Regions from separate parts of the Homo sapiens genome. Here region 2 is linked to region 1. A link is an interaction called in ENCODE POLR2A ChIA-PET data of the cell type or tissue named here. Cell type or tissue: OCI-LY7. All regions are shown on one strand. Each heading gives the region's core, and the rest is flanking DNA. Links, peaks and the distances in the headings are about the cores only. Region 1 has its middle 22 kb from the start of ITPKB. Region 2 overlaps ITPKB (inositol-trisphosphate 3-kinase B).

Evidence for each region. ChIA-PET counts read pairs that join two places held together with the same protein. Peaks named below come from ENCODE experiments on the same cell type or tissue, not always from the same donor. Only the 100,000 strongest peaks of a DNase experiment are listed, where the experiment ranks them.
Region 2: POLR2A ChIA-PET joins it to region 1 with 5 read pairs; 3 of 35 experiments call an interaction of 5 or more read pairs at or near these places.

What each region holds. Positions count from the first base shown.
Region 1 is chr1:226,758,313-226,763,691 of GRCh38, reverse strand. No RefSeq gene overlaps it. Among named protein-coding and RNA genes, the nearest start is that of ITPKB, 22 kb to the right of the region's middle. In OCI-LY7, for the core only: a CTCF peak has its summit at 538 (motif pointing left); no DNase peak of the experiment used is centred there; H3K27ac peaks cover 543 bases.
Region 2 is chr1:226,684,535-226,689,913 of GRCh38, reverse strand. The region is part of intron 2 of ITPKB (inositol-trisphosphate 3-kinase B); the gene reads left to right. Among named protein-coding and RNA genes, the nearest start is that of ITPKB-IT1, 12 kb to the right of the region's middle. RefSeq lists enhancers at 817-1,316, 4,383-4,884 and a silencer at 2,179-2,228. In OCI-LY7, for the core only: CTCF peaks have their summits at 2,016 and 2,219 (motif pointing right); DNase peaks (open chromatin) are centred at 1,273, 2,243 and 2,923; H3K4me3 peaks cover 2,376 bases; H3K27ac peaks cover 4,053 bases.

The DNA of each region.
Region 1 (5,379 bases), core at 269-5,268:
TGGGAGGATCGCCTGAGGCCAGGAGTTTGATTCTAGCCTGGGCAACAGAGTGAGACCTTGTCTCTACAATTTATTTATTTATTTTTGAGACGGAGTCTTGCTCTCTTGCCAGGCTGGAGTGCAGTGGAGGCTGAGGCAGGAGAATCACTTGAACCCAGGAGGCAGAGGTTGCAGTGAGCCGAGATCATGCCACTGCACTCCAGCCAGGTGACAGAGCGGGACTCCATCTCAAAAAAAAAAAAAAAATTAGCTGGGTGTGGTGATACATGCCTATAATCTGAGCCATTCAGGAGGCTGAGACAGGAAGAGCACTTGAGCTAGGAGTTCAAGGTTGCAGTGAGCCATGATTGCACCACTGTACTCCAGCCTAGATGACAGAGTGAGATCCTGTCTCAAAAAAAGAAAAAAAGAAAGAACATTGGAGAATTTAGGTTGAAGTGGACTTGCCTTGGATTCCAAGGGGCTTTAGTGACTGAATTGCCGCATGCAGGTCTGAGCCAGAAAGGACTGCCCCCCTCAGGCAGACAGGAATTTGTGTTTTACAAATTTTCATCTTTCTTCAGTCAACTAGCTGAGACTTCAGAATAAGGTTTATTGCCAATTGTCACAAAAATAAAATTATAATCGCTAATAGCATGAATGGATAATTACTGCTAAATTAATACTAATTTTTACTGTAGCTGATAATAATTTTTTAATTATGTGCTTAGAATGCGCTGGGCACTAAAATAAACAAGTTATACCCATTATCTCATTTCCTGTTCATAATGATCCCCTGAAACACATATTACCACTTCTATTACTGAGTAAACACGTATATTCATTGATTCATTCAGTCAGTGGCTGGGGATGCAATGTGAAAGCAATAGATTTTGTTGATGTCCCACCCATATCCCTTCCCACAGCGTGGACTCATCTCCAATGGCCATGACCATTGGCTGCTACTGTTCACAGCTGCCTCTCTTCTCCAGAGAATTGCCCTTGGCCAAATGGTAGCTGCTTCACATGGGAGGGTACTCTCCCTGCCCCACCTAGGGATATTCCGAAAAATAATGGAAAATGTCTGCAGCCCATAGCCAATGACTCACTGACACATAGAGGTACCGACTTGGCTCCCTTCTTGCCTCGAGGTGGGACAAACCCTGTGGTGTCGTCATGTTCTGGGACTCGGCTGAAGGGACTCGGCCCCATGGGACTCGGCTGAAGAAACCAGTCTCCAGCTAAGACGACAGCCTTTCCCTCACATCCTTCCCTTGTCCTATCTTCCCTCCCACACCCGTTTCTCTCCAGCATACCTTGTTCATAAATGAAGTGCTGCAGACCTTGTCTTACGTTCTGTTTCTTGTGAACTCCACCTACCACATTGGAATGAGTATAGACTTTAGTTCCAGGCAGACCTGAGTTCGAATATGTTGTGGCTGTGTGATCTTGAGTAAGTCAATTAACCTCTCTGAATTCTATTGTTCTGATCAATTTCTAAAAATGAAAATAATATAACTGAGTTTCATTCATTCCTTCCTTCTTTCAATAAACTTTAACATTAGCCTCTGTGCTAAGGATATAGAGACAAAAAAGGCGCAGTTTCTGCCTCCAGAGGTACAAGATTTTCTAAAGATTATAACTTCTCATTAGAGGGTGGTGAAAACAACTTTAGTGGATCCGACCAGCATTATGAAAAAAAAAATCTAAAGGAATGAAAAGAAAGTATCTGAGTGCCTCACACTTAATAAGAGTAAGTTCCATGAAGAATTGATTCGAATTTATGATCCTGTCTATGCATAGATAGAATCTATAGAGTATCTATGTCATATCTATCTCTATAGATACTTCATGGTAGACCTGAGGATATACTGAAAAATAATGTAAAATGGATCTCTTTCTGGCCATCAGATTAAAAAGGTTTGAAAGCTTCTTGTCTACAGAGTAAGAGCCAGTGAGAAAAGGGGAGATTTTATTCCAAAATTTGTTTTTAATAATGAGGAGCTTACACACATGCATTTTGTGTTTGTACACATCTAAGTAACCTCATAATAAAAAGTAATTTGTCAGTACTGGGAGGCACTTTCTCAAGAATACTTTTCCTTTAAAGGTGGAACAGTGAATTGCTTAACCTTGTGTTCTAGTTGTAAATCCACTCTCTTAATCATTTTTAAATGCTGTGGTATTCATTTCAGAATATTACTCAGCAAAATGAATCAGTGTAGAAGACGGTGTGTATAGTTCAATTTTTTGCTAAGTGTGTAGATTTATGCAGAGAAAAGAAGACTGGAAGTCTCTATGACAATATTAAGTGTTACCTCTGTGTAGCAGGATTATTGGTTTTCTTCTTGCCTTGCTTTGTTTTTAAGCTTTAAGCAATATATTAAAGTTTTCTGCAACATATTAAAGCAGAATATATTAAATATATTCAAAGAGAATTAAAAGGTAATGTGTGCTCTCTAGATGCTAAAGCTGTTACATATTACATCATTTAATCATCACAACAATCCTACCCCATAAGTACTACCATTCTCTCCATGTTTACAGATGAGGAACTGAGACTTTAAGAGATTAAGTAGGCTAGGCACGGTGGCTCACGCCTGTAATTCCAGCACTTTGGGAGGCCGAGGCGGGTGGATCACCTGAAATCGGGAGTTCGAGGCCAGCCTGACCAACAGGGAGAAACCCCGTCTCTACTAAAAATACAAAACTAGCTAGCTGGGCATGGTGGCGCATGCCTGTAATCCCAGCTACTAGGGAAGCTGAGGCAGGAGAATTGCTTGAACCCGGGAGGTGGAGGTTGCAGTGAGCCGAGATCACACCGTTGCACTCCAGCCTGAGCAACAAGAGTGAAACTTCATCTCAAAAAAAAAAAAGATTGAGTAAATTGCCCAATGTCATAGAGCTATGAAGTAGAACAACTATGAATCAAATGTTGTGGAGACGTGCACTGACCACACTATTACAAATTATAAGCTTTTTCCTAACCTGCCCTTAATCTCCCTGTACAGGGAATTACCATTGCTTTTCTTTTTCTACATCAACATCTCTTATCACTTTCTAACATACTATATAATTTACGTATTTATTATACTTATTCTTTTTTTGTATCCCTGAAATCACTGAGCTTCAAATTATGTTTATTATTTACTACACTCTTCCCCATCTAGAATGTAAACTTCAAGTGGACAGATTTTGAGCTGGGCACAGTGGTATACACCTATAATCTCAGCTACTCGAGAGGCTGATGGGTGAGGATCCCTTGAGCCCGGGAGTTTGAGACCAGCCTGGGCAATATAGTGTCTTTTTAAAAAAACACAGAATTTAAATCTATTTTGTTCACGGATATATTCCTAGATGCTGAGATACAGGCCTGGCACATGCCTGACATTCATTTAAATAAATATTTGTTGAATGAATGCTTCATACCAAAGTTAATGATCTGAACTACTACAATGACCTGCATCCTAGTGTATAATAAATATGAACGCTTTTCAAAGGTGGCCCCAGGATAACCGATGAGCATGGATCAGGGCTGTGGTGACAGATGCCTGTGGGTCCATGAAGATGACGTGGGTTGTGAGAAAGAGCAGGTTCTGGACTCTTCCATCTCTTCCTCCAGCTCCCAGCCCACCCACACTGGTTCTTCTACCTGGCTCCTTTTGCTGCAGGGAGCTGCCCAAGGTGTCCCTGACTATACCCCTGATGATGATAGCAATGAGCAGACGGGGGCTCTGCGGGAGTGGTGCAGCCATAGCAGGATGCTGGGCATTGGGGTTCAAAGAGTTCAAAGGCGTGAAGAGCTGTCCCAGAGAGGTGACCCTGAGAGACATCATTTATTGAGAGTTTACTCCAAGCCAAGCATAGGGCTACATGGGCTTCATATGTGTTGTTTCCGATCCTTACAACAACACATCAAAGTGGGTATTATTGTCTCCGTTGTGCGGATGAGCAATCTAAGGATGAGAGAAGTTAAGTGCTTTGCCCAAAGTTACACAGAAGCCAAAACTACAGCTGAGCCAGGATTTGAAACCAGGCATCCCTGACTTCAAAGTCCTTATGCTTTTATACCATCCAACATTGAGAATATTGCTGTCTCGTAACATCTTAACTTGCCACAATTTAACACATATTAGGAGCTCAATAAATATGTCTTTTAAGAATGAACAGATGGATGGATGGATGGGTGGGTAGACGAGTGGTTTATGTAGCTGTCCCTTGAACTATAGCACTCTTTGTTGACTTTTCATCCATTTCGAGGAATATTTGGCTCTGTATATGTGAAAGAATACAATTTTTCTTTTTCTTCTTTCTTTCTTTTTTTTTTTTTTTTTTTTTGAGATGGAATTTCGCTCTTATTGCCCAGGCTGGAGTGCAATGGTGCAATCTCAGCTCACTGCAATCTCTGCCCCCTGGGTTCAAGCGATTCTCCTGCCTCAGCCTCCGAGGTAGCTGGGATTATAGGCGCCCACCACCACGCCCGGCTAATTTTTTGTATTTTTAGTAGAGATGGGGTTTCACCATGTTGGCCAGGTTGGTCTCGAACTCCAGACCTCAGGTGATCCACCCTCCTCGGCCTCCCAAAGTGCTGATATTACAGGCATGAGCCACCACGCCTGGCCAGAGTACAATTTTTCTAAACAAAGGAACACTTCATCAAACTAAATATTATCAATAACAATTATTTAAGCAACAACATAAGTACTTCATGAAATCAAGCTATTCTTTCAAGTAATCTTTAATTGCTCATTATAGGCATTTAGAAAACATGAATTGATTGTATTTATTGTTTATAATCAAAGGAGAAAAGGGGGACTATTTTCTCTGCTAGCAGTGAAGGAGTCACAGATAGTTATGGTAAAAGGACTTTCATAATCACCTTTCTAATGCCCTCATTTTATAGGTGAGTTGTTTGATCCCAGTGAGAAATGCATATGTTTAGGTGGTTGTTTAATGATTACTGTTTTGTGTTTTTTTTTTTTTTTGAGCCGGAGTCTTGCTCTGTCACCCAGGCTGGAGTGCAGTAGCGCAACCTCTGCTCACTGCAAACTTCACCTCCCGGGTTCAAGCAATTCTGCCTCAGCCTCTGGAGTAGCTGGGACTTACAGGCATGTGACACCACACCCAGCTAATTTTTGTATTTTTGGTAGAGACAGGGTTTCACCATGTTGGCCAGGTTGGTCTTGAGCTCCTGACCTCAAGTGATCCACCTGCCTTGGCCTCCCAAAGTGCTGATATTATAGGTGTGAGCCACCGCAACCCGGCCTATTCCATTTTTTTTTTTGATGCAGGGTTTTGCTATGTTGGCTAGGCTGGTCTCAAACTTCTGAGCTCAAGCAATCCTCCTACCTCAGCCTCCTGAGTAGCTGGGACTATAGGTGCATGCCACCATGCCTGGCT
Region 2 (5,379 bases), core at 262-5,261, 74 kb after region 1:
TGGAGGCCATTCTCCTCAGCAAACCAACACAGGAACCGAAAACCAAATACTGCATGTTATTATAAGTGGGAGCTAAATGATGAGAACACATGGACACATAGAGGGGAACAACAGATACTGGGGCCTTTTGAAGGGTAGAGGGTAGGAGGAGAGAGAGGATCAGGGGAAATAACTAATGGGTACTAGGCTTAATACATGGGTGATGAAATAATCTGTAAAACAAACCCCCATGACAAAAGTTTACCTATGTGACCTGTACATGTACCTCTGAACTTAAAAGTACACAAACACATATGCATGCACACACACACACACACACACACACACACACACACACACACACAAATAAAACCTTCCGACAAAGGAAAAAAACCCACAAAAACCTTCTCCTCCTTTCTCCACCCGGATAGTGAGCATCTTGCCAGGGAGACACCTTGTTGTATTTACCTATAGGATTCCCCTTCCCTGGGCCTACCACAGTACCTGGCCCGCAGCAGCGGCTGCTGGTTGGATGCTTATTAACTTTATCCTGGACACTCTCTGGGAAACAAAGGCTGCTCCACAATAGGACTTTCCAAAAATGTTCTGAGAAAACACAGCCCCAGTGGAATCAGCACAGAGCTTTCTAAGGGGGTAGGCTTTGAAGAGAATATTATTTATTTGGATGGGTAAATTCTGGATTGTTTGAAAAACAAAAACATAATACTGGCCTCATTACTTTTTTCGTCATTGCCCCTTTGTCTGTGGGTAGAGTGCTTTTGAGAGATTATTGGTTGGAACTTTAAAAATAGGCCAGTTGTCAGATGTCTTGGCACGAAAACATATCCCAGTGGCTTTCTTTAGGAATTTTCATAAAGCTAAACGTCTCTCCTTGGAGAGGGCTGTGTTGATCACCATCTGCTGAATACTCTAAAGAGGTCGGAGAGCAAACTTGCTCCCAAGCTAGTGGAACTAGCCAGTGGAATCCAGATGTCAGTAAAGTGGGGAAGCACTTGTTTGTTGGGGGGGAAAATGGAGTGGTTGGTAATGGGAGCAAAAAGAGTCCAAATCATTTTTTCTGGACCCTTCTCCCAATTCCCATCCCTATCCCTACCCATCTGTCTTTGACTTTATCAGTGAGAGTCATACCAGCGTCCTTGGGTGGTTTTGTGGGTCAGGCAGAGAGAAGGGTACAAAGATTGTTGGTGGATTCCAAATGCCAGGTGAAAGGGGAAGGAGAAAGTGCTAGCATAAAAGCTCTGCCTGGGACCCGGCAGGCTGCTCTGGCACAGCTGACTGTGGCAGCAGCTCTGTGGTCTGGGCAGCCCCTGAGTAGCCTGCTAATTGTGACTGGCTTCATTAGCATTTTGGGCAGTGGCCCCGAGCAGCTGGGCTGCTGCTGTCAAGAGTTGCTTTGCAGATGGAAGACCTCCTTTTCTGTCCTCTCCTCTTGGCCCTCATTACTATCTAATGCCAAAGATACAGAGTGGGGGTGACTCTTGGCTTGGGTTCTGTGGGACCCTGAACACACGAGACAATCCTGATGGGGGGCGGTCAGGAGTGGGGGTGGTTACATTCTGAGTTTCCCGGAACAGCTCTGCAAAACAGCTCCCCAAGGGATGTTGTCTAATTCGTCTTTGCATTTCCAGTGCCAGCATGGTACCTGCCATATATAGGCAGCTGCAGTTTAAAAGGCTATGCTCTTTTCTGGAACCCTCCAGGGCTGCAGGGATCTCTTGTATGATAATGTCACTATTTGCCATTTCATAGGGGCTTAATCATTGCTGAACCCTATCAGAAGTGTGAACCCTATCAGAAGTGCTAAGCCCATTTGTTTTTTCTTGCCAGAGGCTTGGGCCTGAGACTTGGTATGGCTTCTACTTTGGGTGTATTTCTCCTAAGGAAAACGTAGGGCAATTGGGAGCTTTATCCTGGTTTCTTTTTAAAAATAGTTGTTACAGACACTCCCTTGGCTGGTCCTGGCAAAGACTCTTGAGGTTGTAGGAGCTGCTCTTTCCTCCTCCCCAGACACCTGGGGAAGTTGGTGAGCTCCTTGAGGAAACTCGGAAGCAGTATCTTTTTAATCTTTTTACCTCCATCCCTATGGTCTTGAGTAGAGAGCCACACACAAAAGGCCCCTGGACAATGAGGAGCAATGGCGATGCTGCCCAGCTAGAGATCCTTCCCACAGTTGGTATCTGTGTGGCCCCTCTGTGCCAAGCAAGGCCACAGGAGGGCAGGAGGGCACTGTGTCTCTAGGTAAGTGCTCCCTACAGTGCTGGAACTGCTGGGGCTGCAGTTTCATGGAACCCCTCAGTTTTGCCAGCCTCAAGTTGACAAGTGCAAAAGCAGATGTGGTTTCTGAGCTCATTCATGTTCCTTTACAGCGGGCAGCACCCTTGGTCTCAGTGGAAAAAGCTGTTCCAGGGACAGAGGGTAGAGGCTGTTCCTATGTTGGCCTCTGAGCTGGAGGCTGGAAACAAGGGATCAGGGTGTGATGTGGGAGGGCAGATGGCACAGAAGACTCCAAACCCTAGTGTTCCCCTTTAAGGCCCACTTTTGGTTGTTTCACTGTGGACAGTGGGTGAGATTTTTGTTTTCATCCCGAGGATGGAAGCCATAGACTCATGACTCTGAAGAGCTCTCTTATGAATAACTTACGGTTCTATATCTCATGGTGGAAATATTTGGCAGCATTCTGCACTATTTCTGCCTTCTCTTCTTGACCAGATTTTATTTTGTTCCACTCTGATCTTATTTTGGCCCAAGTGTAAATGACGCTATAGAAAGATTCCTTTTTTAAATATTCCTTTTTGCTCACTGACTACAAATATACAGTACTAGAGACCCAAGGCAGCAAATGACTTGTGCCACATCAGTGAGGCAGGACGTTAGTCCCTGCCAGCACCTGGTGATGTTACTCCCTGGAGGTTCCAGATTATAGCATCCCAGCCTGAGGCTTGAAGACCCAGGGGACTTCTGTTGTCACAGCACAGTCAAATCCTCTTGGCAATAACTCACTCTCCCTGCACGTTTTTCTCTACCTCCAGTTCTGCTCTGTCCCCTCCCATTGCCAGATAAGTCAGCCATATGTGGCCCCCAGGGCACAGTGGCATGTGCACACTTGGCACCCCAGGACAAGCCTTAGGAAAAACGGACACACACCTAAACCCTTTGGGATGTCCTTTTTCGACATTGTGCACAGCTACACATGATCTTTCATGAAAGAATCCAGATGGGAGACATGTGGCAGGAGATCTCCTTTTAGTGCCAGATAGGTACAGAGTCCTCTGGTCTTTAATGAGTTTTACGTTGTGTTATGTCTGTGCTGGGATGGAGGGCACGTTACACCGCACGCTGACGCAGTTTCAGGGCCCCAGAGGATGCACAGAGGCAGGGCAGGAGCTTTGGGTTTTTCCCACTGAGCTAAAGGGAGTTTGGGGGCTTTGATCCTTTTGAATTTCCCCCATTTCCCCAAAGGTCAAACTCTGGACTTGACACTTAACAAGAAATGCTCCTGGGAACCCCAATCTAATAATGGTATCTCAGTGAACCCCAGGGAACTTTTCCACTTCTTTTTGAAACTGACTATGGCTTCCCTTTCAATCTATACTAGACATGTCCAGGAATGAAATTAGGCCCACTGGGTGACTAGGGAGTTGGAGACATTCTTCAGCCAGCCAGAGCCTCACTGTTGATTCAAGAGCAGATGCTTCTGTGATTTGCCCCCTGCCCATCCACCCCCATGGCCTCATTAGAGCAGACAGAACTGGTTCGGAAGCCTGCTGGCCCACATGGCTTTCCCTTGGGTTCTGCTGAAGTGCCCTGGTAAGCCTTTTAGGGCGGGGGGTCGCTTTATCTGCCATTCCCTTTCCTTTAGCAACTTGCCTTGTTAACCTGGGGTTGCTTTCTGCAATAATGTCTCAGGTTGGAATCTTCATCATCCCCCTCCTCTTCTCCCTCACTCTTTCTCGTTTCCTCCCCCATCCTCAGTTTCTTGTCTTGCATCACATTCATTGGCTCAGAACCTTCCTCGTGCTGCCCCACAGCTCACCGCGGCACCCAGCAGCCAGCCGCTTCATTTCCCCAGCTCCAGAGCTTCATGGATGAGAAAGTGGAATTTTTTTTCCTTGTACAATGTTGTGGAGCTTTTAATTAGTTAACTCATGTGTCCATTTTATAAACAATGAACTAAACACCTGTTACATGCTGAACATTCCAGCCCAGCAAGCCCTGGTGCCTGCCCTTGAGGACGTGGAGGTGTCACTGGTCACAGAGACATGCAGTCAGATCACAGAGTCGTTGGGTAGAGGCTGCAGGGAGGCCTGTGAGGGCAGGGTCATGCCGTGTGGGTGCAGACAGGGAAGAACAGCTACTGCCCTGGAGCCTGCTGGGAGGCCCAGAGCTCATCTGTGGAGGCTCTGTGGGAGAGGGGACAGTCAATAACATCTTTACTGTTGAGTTGGACTTCAGTGGCTGGACAGGGAGGGAAAGATGATTCCAAGTTGAAGGTCCACGTGAGCAATGGCCAGGAAACCCGAGAGAATGTGGCGGGACCGGGAAATGGTGAGTGGGTCAATGTCGCCAGGACTTAGGGGCAGGGGTGGGGCAGAGCGGGCATGCGTGGAGCCAGGGTGCTGAACACTGAGCTCAGCACGAGCTGAATTTTGAAGTGCCACATTCTAAGGAAATTAAAACATCCTGTGGATGGCAAGAGGACAGGTTGAGTTTTGAAAGGGGCGTCCGCAGATGGAGGTGTAGGGAGGTAGCTCTGAAGACAGGGACTCTTGGATGAATCTCTTACTGTGTTGTTCCCGTTGAAGGGCTGTTTCCCTCTTGGGGCAGAGGCCAACTCCTTCATTCCCCAGCTTGGCTTAAATGTCTACTCAGGCATTCAAAGGGAAAAGGAAAGCAATGGTTTTTCCTGACCCCATTCCACTCTCCCCATGTAGGACCTGTGAGTTGGCTGATTGTGGGTTCAGCATCTGCCACCCTGGGAATGTTGACCCAGGGGTGTGAACGGTGGAGCGCTGGAGGCAGGCAGGGGCCCTCCATGATGGGCAGAGCAGCTCAGTGGCCTTGGCAGATCTGGACTCTGGTCCCACCTGTGTGCCTCTAGGGACGTCTTTGGGGCCCTCTGTACTTGGGTTTTGTTACCTGTAAGTTATATATGAGTGACTGCTTAACCTTCTGGAGTCTCCATGCAGAGCAAATGAAAGAACATATGAGGATATCATTTGAAAAGCACAAGGCCTGAGATCTTTGCATGCAATCATCTGCATTTCGGTAGCTGACCTTTCCCAGAGCTGGTTCACCAGTGTTCTCTATTGTGGAAAGGACCCTGTGCCTGAGAAGAAGGGCTTTTAAGAGACCCCAGTTCTAGAACAAGTCTGATTTCAG